Regions from separate parts of the Homo sapiens genome. Here region 2 is linked to region 1. A link is a contact called in ENCODE POLR2A ChIA-PET data. All regions are on one chromosome and are shown on one strand. Each heading gives the region's core, a stretch centred on a gene start or an enhancer-like site at or near the end of the contact. The rest is flanking DNA. Distances are from core to core; before and after follow the strand shown.

Evidence for each region. ChIA-PET counts read pairs that join two places held with the same protein, here RNA polymerase II (POLR2A).
Region 2: POLR2A ChIA-PET joins it to region 1 with 10 read pairs in B cell. The contact joins two enhancer-like sites. POLR2A ChIA-PET finds 5 or more read pairs at or near these places in 3 of 52 experiments (B cell, BJ and H1).

Annotation. Positions count from the first base shown.
Region 1 is chr1:32,767,717-32,771,563 of GRCh38, forward strand. It overlaps NHSL3 (NHS like 3), which reads left to right. Exons shown (of 7, transcript NM_020888.3): 2 at 71-241; 3 at 346-401; 4 at 936-1,059; 5 at 1,957-2,070; 6 at 2,164-3,847. Among named protein-coding and RNA genes, the nearest start is that of NHSL3, 28 kb to the left of the region's middle. RefSeq lists an enhancer at 1,759-2,674. Within about 2 kb of position 1,944, at least 4 of the 41 ENCODE cell types and tissues checked have a DNase peak (open chromatin) inside an H3K27ac peak, as active enhancers do.
Region 2 is chr1:32,905,996-32,909,842 of GRCh38, forward strand. No RefSeq gene overlaps it. Among named protein-coding and RNA genes, the nearest start is that of TMEM54, 6.5 kb to the left of the region's middle. Within about 2 kb of position 1,708, at least 2 of the 41 ENCODE cell types and tissues checked have a DNase peak (open chromatin) inside an H3K27ac peak, as active enhancers do.

The DNA.
Region 1 (3,847 bases), core at 694-3,193:
CCGTGAGACCTGTGCCCCTGCAGGGCCCAGATGCCTTTACCTCATTTCCCTTCCTCCTCCCTCCTACTAGGCTCTGCCAAGGCTGAGAATGACAAACATCTAAGTGTAGGGCCTGGCCAGGGGCCAGGGTCTGCAGTGGATGAGCACCAGGACAACGTCTTCTTTCCCAGTGGGCGACCCCCCCACCTGGAAGAGCTGCACACTCAGGCCCAGGAGGGGCTCCGCTCCCTACAACACCAAGGTAAGCTTCCTCTCCACTCCCCTCCCCTCTCCTCCCTCCAGTGCTGCACTGTCAGCTGTCAAGGTCAGGGGCCTAACCCAACAGACCCTTCTGGTGTCTTCCAGAGAAACAGAAACTGAACAAGGGTGGCTGGGACCATGGAGACACCCAGAGTATCCAGGTGAGCCCTGCCTCCAGCTCAGTCCTGACTCTTCTCTACCTGCTTGACCCCTGGCAAGGATGTCTTGGAACATTTCTGGGTCTCAGTTTCTTTATCACAAAGGGCTACACTAAATGAACCCTGAGGGCTAGTTCAGGGTTGCTCAGTGCTAGGTGATGCTGGAGGGGATCTGTGACTCAAAAGTTCGAGTGGGAGGCTGGGCGAGGTGGCTTACACCTGTAACCCCAGCACTTTGGGACGCTGAGGTGGGCGGATCACTTGAGGTCAGGATTTTGAGACCAGCCTGGCCAAAGTGGTGAAACCCTGTCTCTACTAGAAATACAAAAATTAGCCAGGCATGGTGGGAGGGTACCTATAATCCCAGCTGCTTGAGAGGCTGAGGCAGGATAATCGCTTGAACTTGGGAGGCGGAGGTTGTGGTGAGCCAAGATTTCGCTACTGCACTCCAGCCTGAGCTGGATTTGTCTCAAAAAAAAGTTCCAATGGGGAGCCTTGAGGAGACAGCCCCACCCAGATCTCCTTCTACCCTGATAGTCCTCCCGGACGGGGCCGGATGAAGACAACATCTCCTTCTGCAGTCAGACCACATCCTACGTGGCTGAGAGCTCCACAGCAGAGGACGCGCTCTCCATCCGCTCGGAGATGATCCAGCGCAAAGGTGGATTCATGGGCAGGGGAGAGGGACAGTGGGCTCCATTGGGTCCCAGCATCTGTAGCTTCTTTTCCTCCTTATCCAGTGTTTCACCAGGCTCTCTGATTCAATGAATTCGGGAAACACAGTACCCTGTGTCCTCTTGCACATTCGTGATACACACTAACTATAAAGCAGTTAAGAGTTAGAAAATCTTGGCGGCCGGGTGCGGTGGCTCACGCCTGTAATCCCAGCACTTTGGGAGGTCGAGGTGGGCGGGTCACGAGGTCAGGAGATCGAGACCATCCTGGCTAACACGGTGAATGAAACCCCGTCTCTACTAAAAATACAAAAAATTAGCCTTGCCTGATGGCGGGTGCCTGTAGTCCCAGCTACTTGGGAGGCTGAGGCAGGAGAATGGCGTGAACCCAGGAGGTGGAGCTTGCAGTGAGCCGAGATTGCACCACTGCACTCCAGCCTGGTCGACAGTGTGAGACTCCATCTCAAAAAAAAAATAAAAAAAGAGTTAGAAAATCTTAACTGTTGGAAGCCTGGTGTAACTAACTAGTGCCAGCTGTGTGACCTTGGGAAAACCCTTAACCTCTCTGAACTTCTGTTTGATGTTCTATAAAAATGAGGATAAGTACCCTATTGGAATGAATGCCAAATGTTTAGAATGACGACTAACACGTAATAATATGTTTACTAAATAGTAAGCTATCACTAAAGGGAAATTACCATCATTGACTTAGTAGCCTTAGTCTTACAGAAAGAAGCCTCTAGCTTTGTTTAACCTAGCCTTGCCCATACCTACTTGACTGTGGAAACCATTTCTCGCAGAGCTCTTATTACAAAAGTAGTGCCCTGCAGAATGTGCCTGGAGTCCTTTGCTCTAACAGTTTTTCTCCCACGACTGGCCCCCAGGCTCCACCTTCCGACCCCATGACTCATTTCCCAAATCTGGAAAGTCAGGGCGGCGTCGGCGGGAGCGGCGGAGCACTGTGCTGGGACTCCCGCAGCATGTGCAGAAGGAGCTTGGTGAGGCCTGGGTTAGGAGGGCAGTGGTGGGGTGGGTGGGGAGCCTTGGTCATCCCCTCTCTGCTGACCCCACCTCCTCCCTGTCCCTTCCAGGCCTGAGGAATGAGCGTGAGGCACCAGGCACGCCCCGGGCTCCTGGTGCACGGGATGCCGTACGCATCCCCACAGTGGACGGCCGCCCCCGAGGCACCTCAGGGATGGGGGCCCGGGTGTCCCTGCAGGCGCTGGAGGCGGAGGCGGAGGCTGGCGCTGAGACAGAGGCCATGCTGCAGCGCCACATTGACCGTGTCTACCGGGATGACACCTTTGTTGGCCGGTCCACGGGTACCCGGGCCCCACCATTGACCCGGCCCATGTCCCTAGCAGTGCCTGGATTGACAGGAGGGGCAGGGCCTGCAGAGCCCCTGAGCCCGGCCATGTCCATCTCCCCCCAGGCCACCTACCTGTCGAAGTTGATTCCACATGCTGTGCTGCCGCCTACAGTGGACGTGGTGGCCCTAGGCCGCTGCAGCCTGCGCACACTAAGCCGCTGCAGCCTGCACTCGGCCAGCCCAGCCTCAGTCCGCTCGCTGGGGCGCTTCTCCTCCGTCTCCAGCCCACAGCCCCGCAGCCGCCACCCATCCTCCTCCAGTGACACCTGGAGCCACTCTCAATCCTCCGACACCATTGTGTCTGACGGTTCCACCCTCTCCTCTAAGGGTGGCTCTGAGGGCCAGCCGGAGAGCTCTACGGCTAGCAATAGCGTGGTACCCCCTCCCCAGGGAGGCAGTGGGAGGGGCTCTCCCAGTGGGGGCAGCACTGCTGAGGCCTCAGACACACTCAGCATTCGGAGCAGTGGGCAGTTGTCTGGCCGGAGTGTGTCCCTGCGTAAGCTGAAGCGGCCTCCACCCCCTCCCCGCCGGACCCACTCCCTCCATCAGCGGGGCTTAGCAGTGCCTGATGGGCCATTAGGGTTGCCCCCTAAGCCTGAGCGTAAGCAGCAGCCCCAGCTGCCTCGGCCACCCACCACTGGTGGCTCAGAAGGGGCGGGGGCAGCACCCTGTCCACCCAACCCAGCCAACAGCTGGGTACCTGGCTTGTCTCCGGGTGGTTCCCGGCGCCCCCCACGGTCCCCAGAACGGACACTTTCGCCCTCCAGTGGATACTCGAGCCAAAGTGGTACTCCCACCCTCCCTCCCAAGGGCCTGGCAGGTCCCCCTGCTTCCCCAGGCAAGGCCCAGCCCCCTAAACCAGAGCGTGTCACGTCTCTTCGCTCCCCTGGGGCCTCCGTCTCCTCTTCCCTCACGTCTTTATGTTCCTCCTCCTCTGACCCAGCCCCCTCAGACCGCTCTGGGCCACAGATATTGACCCCCCTGGGTGACAGGTTTGTCATACCTCCTCACCCCAAGGTGCCTGCCCCCTTCTCCCCACCTCCCTCCAAGCCCAGGAGCCCTAACCCAGCTGCCCCTGCTCTAGCCGCCCCTGCTGTGGTTCCTGGGCCTGTTTCTACCACTGACGCCAGTCCTCAGTCCCCTCCCACTCCCCAGACAACCTTGACTCCACTGCAGGAGTCTCCTGTCATCTCCAAAGACCAGTCACCCCCACCTTCCCCACCCCCATCTTATCATCCACCCCCACCACCCACTAAGAAGCCAGAGGTGGTTGTGGAGGCACCATCTGCCTCAGAGACTGCTGAGGAGCCCCTCCAAGATCCCAACTGGCCCCCTCCCCCACCCCCTGCCCCTGAGGAGCAGGACCTGTCCATGGCTGACTTCCCCCCACCAGAGGAGGCTTTTTT
Region 2 (3,847 bases), core at 458-2,957, 140 kb after region 1:
ATTTTCTAGTAGAGACGGGGTTTCACCTCTTTGGCCAGGCTGGTCTTGAGCTCCTGACCTCAGGTGATCTGCCTGCCTTGGCCTCCTAAAGTGCTGGGATTACAGGTGTGAGCCACAATGACCCCCCACCCCCCGCCTCTTTTTTTTTGAGACAGAGTCTCACTCTGTCGCCCAGGCTGGAGTTCAATGGCTCAATGTCGACTCACTGCAACCTCTACCTCCCAGACTCAAGCAGTCCTCCCACCTCAGTCTCCCAAGTAGCTGGGACCACAGGCACATGCCACCACACCAGGCTAATTTTTTTTTTTTTTTTCCGTAGAGACAAGATCTTACTATATTGCCCAGGCTGGTCTCGAACTCCTGGCCTCAAGCAATCCTCCCACCTCAGCCTCCCAAAGTGCTGGGATTATAGGCGTGTGCCTGGCTTTATGTTTTGTTTTGTTTTGTTTTCTGTGCGCATATGTTATCTTTTTCTTTCTCCTCTGAGACTTCTGCTGCCTGGCTCTACTCTGCTGTGCCTCCCCATCACCTTCATCTTCTATCTTCCCTGTCACCTCCCTTCATCCATCCGGGACTTGGGTTTCTGTCCTAATATCCTGCTCATCCGTGTGAATGTCCCAGGGCCCTTCCTTGCCATCCTCAGTGGCCTTCACATGACTGTAGCTATTCTCTCCAGAGCCACGCCTAGAACAGCCTTCTCTGAAATCCCAACCTCAAGCATCACCAAGTTCTCCCCAGCAGCATGCCCGTATTCAGACTCCCCATGCCGGCCCCTTCTGTTTTCTTCCATTCAGTTAGCCCTGTCCTGGCCTCTTCACCACCAAGCCTAAACCACAGGGTTGAGCGTCTGAAGTCCAGCTCAGTTGTCCCAGTGAGAGATGAGGCCTGTAGGGGGACTTGGACTTGGACCAGAATGGTAGCTGTCAAGATGGAGAGAGGGGAGATTTGAGATATGTAACTCATATGCACATTAACGTCAGAAGAGCACTGTTCTAAGTCCTCTCACCTCCATAGAATTTTTTTTTTTTTTTTTTTTTCTGAGACGGCGTCTTACCCTGTCACCCAGGCTGGAGTGCAGTTGGCACCATCTCGGCTCACTGCAACATCCACCTCCTGGGTTCAAGCGATTCTCCTGTCTCAGCCTCCTGAGTAGCTGGGATTACAGGTGCCCACTACCACGCCTGGCTAATTTTTGTATTTTTAGTAGAGATGGGGTTTCGCCATGTTGGCCAGGCTGGTCTTGAACTCCTGACCTCAGGTGATCCACCCACCTCGGCCTCCCCAAGTGCTGCGATTACAGGTGCAAGCCACTGCACCCGGCCCATATAAAAAAATTTTAAAAATCAGTATAGAATCAAGCAGGGTTAAAAGAAAAATAAATAAAATCAATCCTCTCCCTCCTTATTCCTCCCAGCTCTACAAGGACTCTCCATCCCTCATCCTCTCCCTTTCATCTGCTTTCGTTCCTCAGCCTACAAACTCACCCAAGTCTCTTTTGTCCTAAAAAGCACAACCTCCTCTTGACCCTCTTTACATTCCTAGTTACTGCTTTTTCACTTCTTTTCCTTTCTCCCTGCAAACCTCTGGAATGAGTTATCTTTATTTGCTGTCTCCACCTTCCCAACTCCCACTTCCTCTTCAGTTCATAGCAGCGTGGCTTCAGCTTCAGCAAAAGAGTCGTTGCCAGGGTCACCAGTGACTTCTAATTTGGCTAATTCCGATGGAAGCATTTCAGTCCTTAAGTTGTTATTATTAGCCACTCTCCCTGCATCTCTTTCTGGAGCTTCCTCCTGCCTCTCTGGTTGTTCCTTCTCAGTCTCCTTTTGTGGACTTTTTGTCATCAGCTCACCCTTGGAATTCCTAGTTTTTCTGTGTATCCTTTCTGCTTCCTTTACTTTTCCCATCAGTTGGCTTGTGCACTCTCACAGCTCTCCTTTTATATGATGAGTGTCAAATCACTATTCCCAGACTAGATTCTCCTCTTAGCATTGGACTCAGATATCCAACTACCTTACCTTTCCACCTGGGTGTCCCTTCACCACCTGAAGCTCAGCAGGCACAAACTGATCACTTCATCTTTCCCCCCAAACTGTGTTTTCCTATCTCAATTGGTGGCGTCGTGATGTACCGAAGCCCAAACCTGGGAGTTGTTCTTTACTCTTCCCTTTCTTTCTACATAAAGTCAATCACCAAGTCCCGTCCATAAATATTTATGTAATGAGTGACTTCCTCTTTGTCTCTGCCCTTGTTCATGTAGCGTCTCTTTGCCCACCAATTATTTTTCCACACTACTGAGTAATCTTCCTTTTTTTTTTTTTTGAGACAGAATCTCACTCTGTCTGCACCCCAGCCTGTACCCCAGGCTGGAGTGCAATGGGGTGGTCTCGACTCACTGCAACCTCTGCCTCCCGGGTTCAAGCGATTCTTCTGCCTCAGCCTCCTGAGTAGCTGGGATTACAGGTGCCCGCCACCACACCCAACTAATTTTTGTAATTTTAGTAGAGACGGGGTTTCACCGTGTTGGCCAGGCTGGTCTCGAACTGCTGACCTTATGATCTGCCCGCCTCAGCCTCCCAAAGTGCTGGGATTACAAGCATGAGCCACCGCACCCGGCCACTACTGAGTAATCTTCTTAAGTATAAATCAAATCATGATATTCTTCTGCTTAAAACCAGTAACATGAGAGAAATGAAAGGCCAGGCACACTGCCTCATGCCTGTAATCCCAGCACTGTGGGAGGCCAAGGTGGGAGGATCATTTGAGTTCAGTTTGAGACCAGCCAGGGCAACATAGGGAGACCCCATCTCTACCCTCCCTCCCCCACGAATTAGCTGGGTGTGGTGGCACCTGTGGTCCTAGCTACTTGGGAGGCTGAAGTGGAAGGACTGCTTGAGCCCAGGAGTTCACAGTGAGCTAACAGAGTGAGATCTTATCTCTTAAAAAAAAAAAAAAGAAATTAAAGAAGACCTAAGTAAATAGAAAGACATCCTAAGTTCATAAATTGGAAGACTTAATATCATTAAGATGGCAATTCTCCCAAATTGATCTACAGATTCAATATAATCCCTATCAAAATCCAAGCTGCTCTGGAGGGAGGTTGAGAGAGGGGTGAGAGTTGAAAAATAACCTGTCAGGTACAATGTTCACTATTTGGACACTGGGTACAATAGAAGCCTGATCCCCATCAGTATGCTATATACCCATGTAACTACAAGCACATGTACCCCCTAAATCTAAAATAAACTAGTTAAAAAATAAAAACTGCCTTTTTTTGCAGAAATTGGTAAACTGATCCTAAATTTATATGGAAATACAGAAGATACAGAATAATCAAAACAATCCTGAGAAAGAAAATAAAAGTTGAAGAACTCACACTTCCCAATTCTAACTTACAATAAAGTTAAAATAATCAAGACAATGTGGTACTGACATAAGGATGGACATATGGATCAATGGAATAGAACTGAGAGTCCAAAAATAAAGAAACCAGAAATAAACGAGGAATAAAAATACACACATGGTCAATTGATCTTTTTCTTTTCAGTTTTTTGGAGACAGGGTTGCTCTGTTGCCCAGGCTGGAGTGCTATGGCTTGATGATAGGTCACTATAGCCTTGAATTCCTGGGCTCAAGCAATCCTCCGCCTCAACCTCCCAAGTACCTAAGACTCTCGGTGCATACTACTGCGCTCAGCTAATTTAAACAATTATTATTATTTTTTTTTTGTACAGACAAAGTCTCATTATGTTGCCCAAGCTGGTCGCAAACTCCTGGCTTCAAGTGATCCTCTTTCCTTGGCCTTTCATAGTGCTGGGATTACAGGTGTGAGCCACCATGCCTGGCCTTG